2 separate regions of the Homo sapiens genome follow, and region 1 is linked to region 2. A link is an interaction called in ENCODE POLR2A ChIA-PET data of the cell type or tissue named here. Cell type or tissue: Panc1. All regions are shown on one strand. Each heading gives the region's core, and the rest is flanking DNA. Links, peaks and the distances in the headings are about the cores only.

What was found. ChIA-PET counts read pairs that join two places held together with the same protein. Peaks named below come from ENCODE experiments on the same cell type or tissue, not always from the same donor. Only the 100,000 strongest peaks of a DNase experiment are listed, where the experiment ranks them.
Region 1: POLR2A ChIA-PET joins it to region 2 with 17 read pairs; 4 of 35 experiments call an interaction of 5 or more read pairs at or near these places.

The regions. Positions count from the first base shown.
Region 1 is chr18:3,538,285-3,543,788 of GRCh38, forward strand. The region is part of intron 9 of DLGAP1 (DLG associated protein 1); the gene reads right to left. Among named protein-coding and RNA genes, the nearest start is that of DLGAP1-AS1, 53 kb to the right of the region's middle. In Panc1, for the core only: no CTCF peak of the experiment used is centred there; no DNase peak of the experiment used is centred there; H3K27ac peaks cover 4,081 bases.
Region 2 is chr18:3,366,265-3,371,768 of GRCh38, forward strand. No RefSeq gene overlaps it. Among named protein-coding and RNA genes, the nearest start is that of LINC01895, 18 kb to the left of the region's middle. In Panc1, for the core only: no CTCF peak of the experiment used is centred there; no DNase peak of the experiment used is centred there; H3K27ac peaks cover 2,940 bases.

The sequences.
Region 1 (5,504 bases), core at 164-5,163, 170 kb after region 2:
AAGTTGACCCATTTGCTGTTTTCAAAAAATCAATTCTGATGAAGTTATCCAACCCAGTCACTTTTGTAAGCTCTTAACTCTCAAATGAGCCAAAAAAAAAAAAGAAAGAAAAAGAAAAAAAAAATCACATAGTGTGAAAATCTGAATGCAATGTTACAAGTCTCTTGTGCTAGCAATGAAAGAAAGAACAATTTTGCGAAAGTGGTTCTTCCAACAACCACTCATTTCTTGGCTGCAGTAGGCTATTTCTGCATTCTTCCCGTTCATCCCCAAAATGTTAACTGTCATCTGAAGCTAAGCTTTCTCTCCAGCTGCATATGTGTGAATTGGATGACTCTCCTTGCAAACAGTTGACATTTTGGCTGTTCTGCTAACATGAAATCCCAACTATGAAAACATTAGCCTCCACGCTCCAAGATCCTGTATTGCCAGAGGCATTACATTTCCAAACTTAAAGAAGTACTAGTCCCTCATTGTTTTCAATCAGAGCAAACTGCCACAGCCAGAATCTGTTCCACATATAAAACAGAATGACCTACTTTCCTGTGCCTCTGTTTTTATCTACACAGAACTGTACTACCCGCATTCCTAACAGCCATCTCCTGGCTATGGATCTTGCAAAGGATCCACCTTCTTAGAAAAATTACTTGGCAGTAGATTAATAGAAGTTTGCAGTTTGCAGTGTAGTCACTCAGAAAGAAAAGTTAAGTAAAATTAAAATGGTTTGGGATTAAAAGCGGCGCCTTTGAACTCAGGCAGCCCTGTCCAACCTGCTAGTTTCTATCAATTAAGTTCCTTAAGCAAGTGCTTTCTTCTACTCAGAGCTTTCAAAGAATGTTCTGCTCTACAAAATGATTTATGTCTTTCATAAGCAAAGTTCCTTTTGGGTGAAGAGTGCAGTCAAGTTGTTATTGTTTTTCTGCAATTTTGATAGGAACACAAAATGAGGTCCCTAGATTAATTTCTTTATTTTTTGAAAGAATTGATCAGTTCCTCGTTGATGATATCAACCCAAAAGCTGAACCCAGTGGCTTGCTGTTTCCCAACCCACAGTTTTCAATCTTGAAGCTTCCTTGGCTCTTCATGCCCCTGCAGGCACAGTGTGTAATAATTACAACTTCTGAAAAATGCTGGCCAATATTCTGGCCCAAGAAGCAGAAAACCATGAAAGCAAAGACTGGATCAACCAGTATGGAACACAATACTCTGTCTGTTCTGAATAGCCAGAAGAAAGTCACTTGTTAGCATTCACTTCTGCTGTTGCTTTATGTTCCTTCTATGAAACAAGTTTATATTTCTAACTAGAGGAGTTTCTACCCTCTCCCACTTCCTACAACTTTTCTGTACAGCAAGTTACAAATCAAAACATATATGGGTAAACTGAAGAGGTTCCATTCTTGTCCCCCTGTCTGATAGAGTTGCAGTTAAACAAAAGAAATTGTGCACAAAAACTAAGCACAGTCATTATCTTTATGACATCCATGCTTTGGAACTACAAGACACTCAACTGATGAGACTCAAGTCATGAACTTATTTTTAGGAGAGTAGCTTAGTCTTTCCATCATAGAATCCCCTGGCCTCTGCTTAGCGTCTTTATCCCTCTCATTCACATAATGGCTGCTTTTCAAGGCTAAGTCCAGTTTCAAAGAGAGCAATGCTAGCACTCTGCTATTCTTTCTTTCTTTGTACATGCCTTTAGACATTTTAAACTAAGCCTTCTGTCAAGGCTGAATATATGTGGGATCTGAAATGCTACTCCTAGAAAGTGCAACCATCTTGGTATTTTATGAAATGGCACCCTTTCACTGATGTAAAAACCAAGATGTCTCATTACATAAAATAAAAGACAGATCAAAATAAGGCACGGGCGTGAGGAGACCGAGATCAAGAATTCAAGCTTGGCTGGGTGCAGTGGCTCACGTCTGTAGTCCCAGCACTTCGGGAAGCCAAGGCGGGCAGATCACTTGAGGCCAGGAGTTCGAGACCAGCCTGGGCAACATGGCAAAATCCCGTCTCCACTAAAAATACAAAAATTAGCCTGACATGGTGGTACGTGGCTATAGTCCCAGCTACTCGGGAGGCTAAGGCACGAGAATGGCTTGAAGAACCCGGGAGGCAGAGGCTGCAGTAAGCCGAGATTGCACCACTGCACTCCAGTTTGGGCAACAGAGTGAGGCCCTGTGTCAAAAAAAAAAAAAAAAAAAAAAAAAAAAATTCAAGCTCCCCCAAAAGAGGTTTACTTAGGTTTACTAATTTGGATCAGCTTCCAAATTAGAATCATGCATGGGAGGGCGCAGGCATAAGCATCCCTTGTGCAAAAATTCAGGTGGGAGGAACCCTCCTACCCTCCATTTATATACGGTTAGCACTGTCCTATCACCAGATTTTAAAACTATCTCAAGACAAACATCCATCTGTTATTTCAAATCCTCTATGTTCATCATTCCTTTGCTTAAATACATCATGCTTGAAGATGTCTTTAAAGTAAAGGAAAATAGGATAGGCTTTCTATAAAAAAATTTTCTCTACCCCAAATAATTGTGATGTTTTTCTCAAATAAAATAAAGGGAGGAAATAGAAAATAATGAGAGTGGACGTGTTGTCATCTGGTAACTTCTGAGAGGGCCCAGCATGCTGCCAGCCTCTTTTTAGCACCAGCTGGGCAGGTGCTAATACCTTTGATGGGCTGTCACTATAGGAACCCTGGTTAGGAGTCTCAACAAAACATCCTTGAACTGAATGTGCCCCCAGAAGGAACTGCTTTACCTCCGCAACTGGAAGGTTAGGTCACTCCTTGGCTACTGACCCGAGGTAACTAACAAAGCATGAGCAGTCTCACTAACAATTATGTTTTACTGAGTCTTGTCAAATGGAGGCTGTAGGCTTGTAAGTCCGATGGTTTTCTTTCTGCACACTAAGTTATTTTGAAAAATACATAAAAAGGAAGAAAGAGAGAGAGAAAGAGAAGGAGGGAGGGATGGCAGAAAGAAAGAAGAAGGGAAAGAAAAGGAAAAGAAAAGAAAAAAGGAAGCTGTGAGGCTTATCAGGAGTTATGCCAAGTTTCAGGCTTTTGAAATTTGAAACGCCTGAATGCCACGCCTTTAAAACTCAGGTGTACAGTAAGGAACTATTTGGCTAGGTCATGATATTGTTAACTTGGCAAAGAAAAGAGATTACTTTTCAAGTGCAATTTCAAGGGTGGGTACTGGGCTGTGAGGTACTCCAAGGAAACTTTGAAGAGTGGGGACTGATCCAAAGCTCCTGGGTTGACAAAGAAGCAATGTTTTTTGATTGCCAAAGGTCTTTCCAAGTCTGTGGTCCCTGAACTGGCTGTCAGATGTTGCCTCAATTTTGGCTTTATGTTTTAATATCCTGCTTAGTTGAAAAGGCACAAATCACTACAAGCCCTAAAGTTTACATATTTAAGTCCCTTGCGATCAAAAGAGATCTTTTATAGTAGCTGACATTGTGCTATAAGAGAAAACAATGCTACCTTTCCACTTGCTTGTTCCACCCAGTTACGAAGGCTGTGAGCTTTGATGTGTGAAGCAAGGAAGATTTTAAAAACTCAGAATTGGGTCACTTCTGGAAATGCAAATGGAAACAGAGGCAATATTGGTGGAAAAAAAAAAAGGGGTAACAGTCCTATTCACTGAGGCATTTGTTTCTAGAGACGAGGAGTGGCTCTCATAATATGTCACCGGGGCTTTCCTTCAACACCTCTGACTCAGTCTGTGCATTCACAGATCTACTGGAATGGTAGGTGCCATTCACAGGCATATTTAATGCCAGCATTTTTTCTCTTTCACATTAAGTATGTCCTGGAGGTCTAAATGTTATGTGTAATGTATAAAAGGTATACTAGGAGAGAAGGAGGTTGCTCCACCAACAGAAGATCAGAAAGAGCAGAAACTTTTATGCAAATCATCAAAATACGCATCTGCTCCCATTTCCACCCCACTGATGTAAATGAAAAGATCCTGGCTTTCCCTTTAGGTATACACACCTCTGAACACACAAAGCTTGCTCTAGACATTCACTATTAGTCAATTTCACCTGTTTATTAAAAATTGATAAGGCTGGAGAGTTGATGAGGCAGAAAAAGAGGCCACAGAGTAGTTTGCCATCCCTTTTTCTAGGAAAAGTGTTCTCTTCTGATTTTCTGGATGCTGAAGGAAAAGAGTTCTCGCAGCAACACTGAATTCCACTTGGATGATCTCTAAAGATTTCAGACAGTGGATAAATCATTTGTAAAGGCACAGATGAAAATATTAAGTATACATACACCAGAAAAATAACATCCTGGAATTCGCTTTCCAGAACATTGTTATGAGACCAGTAGCTTCTTTGCATACCCCCAAGAATGACAGTTGTCACTTGTCAGTTTGACACTGTCAGTAAGGAACTAAGGAGTATACAATTGCAAAGTTTCTGCCTCCCCTTAACACTTTCAGTTGTGAAGATGGGCGATGATTGCTTTATAAATTATTACAAATTACATCAGAAATATCTCACTTTAGGAAACGTAGCCGAGTTGGAATGGAGGCAGGAAGCCAGAACCTGTACCACACACTTATTCACACTTATCTCTTGTTTCTGAAGTGGAGATTATGACAGCAATATAGCTACCTGGGAACTATAGTAATAAGCAGAAAGGCAAAATCCAGGACATAGGTCCTAAACTTCAACTAGGAGTCTCTATCTATATGTAACACAACCCTAAAGTTGAGGAAACACTGATGGTGTTGAATCAGAGAACTTACACCAAAAAATGTTATTGTTGTTAATAGTAGTCAACTCCCAAATTTTAGAGACAGAGAGGTAAAGCGACTTTCAATCTGGATCTCTAAACTAGAATACTCTTTTGTTCCCATGACTCCAATTTTTTTTTTTTTTTTTTTTTTGAGACGGAGTCTCGCTTTGTCACCCAGGCTGGAGTGGAGTGGTGTGATCTCGGCTCACTGCAAGCTCCGCCTCCCGCGTTCACGCCATTCTCCTGCCTCAGCCTCCCCCTTAGATGGGACTACAGGCGCCCACCACCACGCCTGGCTATTTTTTTGTATTTTTAGACGGGGTTTCACCCTGTTAGCCAGGATGGTCTCGATCTCCTGACCTCGTGATCCACCCACCTCGGCCTCCCAAAGTGCTGGGATTACAGGTGTGAGCCACCTCATCCGGCCCCATGACTCCAATATTTTTCCAATACATTCCAAGACCTTCAAAGCCAGAGAGTAGTGCTAAATAACAGGGCTTGCCTTACTTACATATAGGCCAGATAAAACCTATATGGACGACTTCTGTGCATGGCAATGATGGAGTAAGAATGACTGAACTTACTATATTATCTGAAACAACTAAAAACCTGGCAAAATATATGAAACAACTGTTTCCAAGACATTTGATATCAGACAATGAAGAACAGTGATCACTGAGATATGGGAAACAAATGGGGCCTTTGACTGACTGGAGCGAGTTTCCAGGGAGTGGTCCCCATGGGGAGTCGG
Region 2 (5,504 bases), core at 321-5,320:
AAGACCATCACCAGATGCTGACATCTGATATTGGACTTTCAGCCTCCAGAACTGTGCGCCAATAAATTTCTGTTCATTAAAAATTACACAGTCGAGGCTGGGCGCGGTGGCTTACACCTGTAATCCCAGCACTTTGGGAGGCTGAGACGGGTGGATCACCTGAGGTCGGGAGGTTGAGACCAGCCTGGCCAACATGGAGAAACCCTATCTCTACTAAAAATACAAAATTAGCTGGGTGTGGTGGTGCGTGCCTGTAATCCCAGCTACTCAGGAGGCTGAGGCAGGAGAATCACTTGAACCTGGGAGATGGAGGTTGCAGTGAGCCGAGATCGCATCATTGCACTCCAGCCTGGGCAACAAAAGCGAAACTCTGTCTCAAAAAAAAAAAAAAAAAAAATACACAGTCTGTGGTATTCGAATATTACAACACAAAATAGACTAAGACATTTCTGGACATTGGACAATCAGAACTAGAAAGAAAGGGCAGTGCAAGGGACTGCTCTTTTTTTTTACAGTAAACCTTATAGAATCATTTCATTCATTAAAGTGATATGTATAATAAATAACAACCAAATATTTGGAGAGTAGGAACAATAAAAGAGGCATCGTAATGAGGTAATTACCAGAATGGGAGGCTGGGGCCCAAGTCTTTTAACCTCTGTAAGACTCAGTTTCCTCACATATAAAATACAAATTATAGTATGGACCATAATTTTCTGGGCTGATTGCAAGGGATAAATAAACTAAGATATATGGTTTTGCAAATTTAAAGCACCATAGAAATGTAGAAAATTGTATTTATTAAGTGTATAAGACAAAAGGCGAGTAATAAAACTGGTTTAATGCAAAGAAACATCTGGCTCTTTGATACTTGTTTGCAGTCCTCAGAAACTTGAACTGAAAAATCTCTGTCATTCATAGTAGATGGCATGGCTAATGTTTATGGAAAAGAAGATGGTGCCACCTTCCACAGGGCACTGTGGCTGCTCTTATGAAACAAAACACCAGTGGAGTCTGCAACCAAACTAGTGTTCTATGTGTGTTGTGCACATGTCCAATATGTATCATAAGATGCTTCCTAAGGTTGCTCCTGAGACATCTTGCCTACATGCTACACAAACGTGGCTGCCTTAGTCCATTTTGGCTGCTATAACAAAATATCTTATAAATAACATAAATCTATTTCCTACAGTCCTAGAGGCTGAGGAGTCCAAGATCAACGTGCGAACAGATTCACTGTTGGGTAAGGGCCGTTCCTCAGGCCTTCTTGCTGTGTCCTTACATGATGAAAGAGGGGAACAAAGGACCGCTTTTATAAGGCACTAATCCCATTCATGAGGGCTCTACCTTCATGACCTAATCAACTCATAAATGTCCCACCTATTCACACTAATGCATTGGAGAAAGATTTCAACATATGAATTTTGGGGGTGACACAAACATTCAGACTATAACAGGGACCAAGTCTGTGGTGTAGGTAATAATATTGCACATATTTCAAATTCTTGGTTTTGAAAATATGCTGTGGCTATGTAAGATGTTATCAATGTGGGAAGCAGGGTGATGGGAACACACTGTACTATTTTTACAACTTCTCGAAAGTCTAAAAGTAATTCAAAACAAAAAGCTAAAAAGGAAGTATTTAGATCCAACCAATGCCCCAATTTAAAGATAATCCAAACTACATCTGGATCCCAAAGGAGGTCTGAACCCTCCAAGAACACTAGACTGTGCTGTGCTGCAGCAAGTGAAAGGCTGTATCGACACCTAAGAGGCTGATCTGTTCTCACCAAGGAACAGGATTTTCCCAATTCCGTTTTCCTGAACCATTTGTTCATTACTTCCCCTCAAGCCACAGTTTCATTTATGCCATTAAGAAAAATTATCACATATAATCGCCAACCTTGGGAAAAGAATATAGTCATTTTGTTTTCTTTCAGACCACAAAGTAGGAAATCAGAAGCCTTGGGTAAATTGAAAATCCCAACTTTGTTTTATTTAAGGGATGCCAAGACTCCCTGTGCCCCTGGCACTCTGGGTGGGGGGATTTCCTGCATGCCAAATTGCTAATGCAAGATGCATTAGCCCATAGCTTTAGAAGTTCCAGATTTCTTGGCACCAAAGGGTTATGAATAATCCTTTCCACTCCCCTTGACTGTTGGAGGACTTTCAAAATATTTTCTAGTCTTTACTTCTACTGCCCTTTGATCTTGTCAGGGAGAATCTAAGAGACCAACTTGTTTGTTTCCTGGACTAACAGCAATGCTTCTCCAACTTTAACAAACATAGGAATTACCTGGTAAAAATACAGACTCGCAGGTCACACTCCTTGAAATTCTGGGGTGAGGCAAGTTGTACCCAATATCGACAATGATTCCAGGTGATCTGATGTGGGGTTGACTATATATCACACCATGAAAATCACTGGCAGAGAGATATAAAAGATAAAGAACATCCTAAAAAAGTGCTTTGAAGGCCAGGCATGGTGGCTCATGCCTGTAATCCCAGCACTCTGGGAGGCTGAGGCCGGGGGGATCACCTGAGGTCAGGAGTTTGAGACCAGCCTGGCCAACATGGCGAAACCCCATCTCTACTAAAAATACAAAAATTAGCCGGGCGTGGTGGCCGGCACCTGTAATCCCAGCTACTTGGGAGGCTGAGGCAGGAGAATTGCTTGAACTCAGGAGGCTGCAGTGAGCTGAGATCATACCACTGCACTCCATACTCCAGCCTGGGTGATAGTGAGAGACTCTGTCTCAAAAAAAAAGCTGTGATGTGGTTTGGATGTCTATCCCTTCCAAATCTCATGTTGAAAGTGGAGTCTAGTGGGAGGTATTGGATGATGGAGATGGGTCCCTCATGAATGACTTAGTGCCATCCCCTTGGTGATGAGTGAGTTCTTAGTTCACACGAGATCTGGTTGTTTAAGAGTCTGGGACCTCCTGCTTCTCTCTCTTGCTTCCTCTCTCACCATGTGATACAGCAGCTTCCCCTTCACCTTCCGCCATGATTGTAAGCTCCCTGGAGCCCTCACCAAAAGCAGAGGCCAGCACCATCCTTCCTGTACAGGCTGCAGGACTGTGAGCCAAAATAAACCTCTTTTCTTTATAAATTACTCAGTCTCATACATTCCTTTATAGCAACACAAACAGACTAATACATCTTTAAAAGAAAAGAAAAGAAAGAAGAAAGAAGGAAAGAAAGAGAGAAAGACAGAAGGAAAGAAAGAAAGAAAGAAAGAAAGAAAGAAAAAGAAAGAAAGAAAGAAAGAAAGAAAGAAAGAAAGAAAGAAAGAAAGGCAGGAAGGAAGGAAAAAGAAAGAAAGAAAATTGCTCATTATCCACAAGATTTAGTTAAAAGATTACATGAAAAGCAAAGGGTTTGGTGAGGCGTGGTGGCTCACGCTTGTCCCAGCATTTTGAGAGGCCAAGGTGGGAGGATTCTTTGAGCCCAGGAGTTTGGGACCATTCTGGGCAACACAGTGAGACTCCATCTTTCCAAAAAAATAAAAAATTAGCTGCGCCTGTGGTCCCAGCTACTCAGAGTGGGAACTCTGCTCTCTGACTTCAGGTTTCTATTTTGTCCTATTACACTTTGGGAGGCAAAGTAAGTCATAGGGCCACACCTAAAAGTCAATGTGAGTGGAGTAATGAAGTGCAACCCTACCATGTGTCTGGAGGGTGGAGAGCAAGAAATATTTGATGAATATCACAAAGGAGTCCTGCAGAGGGTATTTCAGAACAATCATTCAATTGGGAGGATCAGTTGAATCCAGGAGGTTGACGTTGGGGTGAGCAGTGATCATGCCCCTGCACTCCAGCCTGGGTGACAGAACAAGACCCTATTTCAAAAAATAAAAAAGAAAAGAAAAGAAAATCAAAGGGTTTGACATGAGCTTTGAACCATTAGAAATGAAAATGTGATACTGGTTCATCAGCTGACATTTTAGATATAATTTTCCTTTTATTAATTAATCATTGAAGAATAAATAGTGGAATTGTCCAGTTATTTTCACCTCTGAGATAATGGCATTGATGTTGTTATTTCAATAAGCCTAATTGGGACAAAATGAAGCTGAATTCCTTAGTGTTTTTCCCCACATGGTAAACACTTGCATCCAGAGTGACTGAGTTCTTTTTAAAGTAACAAGTAGAGAGTAGAAGTGGGTTAATGTATAGACTTGCTGAGATTACATGAATTGTGAGTATTTTTGGGAAAGTTCAAGGAGCAAATTGCATTTAAAGCTGGGGCAGTATGGTCTTCAGATAGGTTTTTTATTTTCACTACTCCAAGCCAGGTCAGACTTCCCTTTCCTGAACAGCATTCCTATTAGCATCTCATTTACCTTCAAACTTGGCCATTTATCAGCTCTTCACCCACAAAACTTTTGTCCTCGGCAGGACTGTGAGTTCAGGGTAGAGCACAATCATACCACCTCCTGCAGAGCTTTGTATACAGTAACTGCACAATAAATATGTGTTGTATGAATCCATGAATAAATACATTTAGATGAGCAGCCAGTCAAATCACCACCACCAGATAAGTTCCCTTTGAGAGGGGAGGAATACATGCTCCAAAGAGCCCTGAATTTACATTCAGAGCAACTATCTTTGCTTCCTCAATCTATAACCAGTAAACCAGTGCTGTCCAAGAGAAATATAGCACAGATTACAAATGCAAGCTGCCTATGTACTTTTCCATTTTTAGTAGCTCTGTTCTAAAAGATAAAAATAAACAAGCAAAATTAATTTTAAGATCATATTTTATTTAACTCACCCAGTGTCTCTAAAATATTATTTCGTCGTGTAATTAATAGAAACTATTTTTTTCAACAACCAAGAGCAGGTAAAATATAAACTATTAATGAGATTTTTACATTCCTCTTTCATGCCAGTTTTGAATCTGGTATGTGTTTTATTGGACCAGCCACATTTCAAATGCTTGATTGCTGCCTGGGGCTGGTGGCCATGCTGTTGAAGGACACAGCTCCAGAGTTATGTTGGCTGTGAATAAACCCCGATTTCCTTTTTTGGGACACTGGAATAATACCTACCTCATAGGACTTCTGTGAGGATTAAATGAAACCATGAAGTGTGAATGCGTAGGGTGGCTTCTAACAAGAAGGTTTATTTCTTGCTTTCCATTCATTGATGGTTTATTTCTTGCCACCCATTCATTGATGGTTTATTTCTTGCCACCCATTCATTCAGTGGGGACTCTGCCCTCTGACTTAAAGTTTCTATTCTGTCCTATTACATTTTAGGAGGCAAAGTAAGTCATAGGGCCACACCCAAAGGTCAATGGCAGTGGAGTAGAAAACTGCAACCCTACCATGTGTCTGGAGGGTGGAGAGCAAGAAATATTTGATGAATATCACAAAGGAGTCATGCAAAGGGTATTTCAGAACAATCATTCTAATAATCATTTTTGGCTGGACGTGGTGGCTCACGCTTGTAATCCCAGCACTATGGGAGGCCGAGGCAGGCGGATCACGAGGTCAGGAG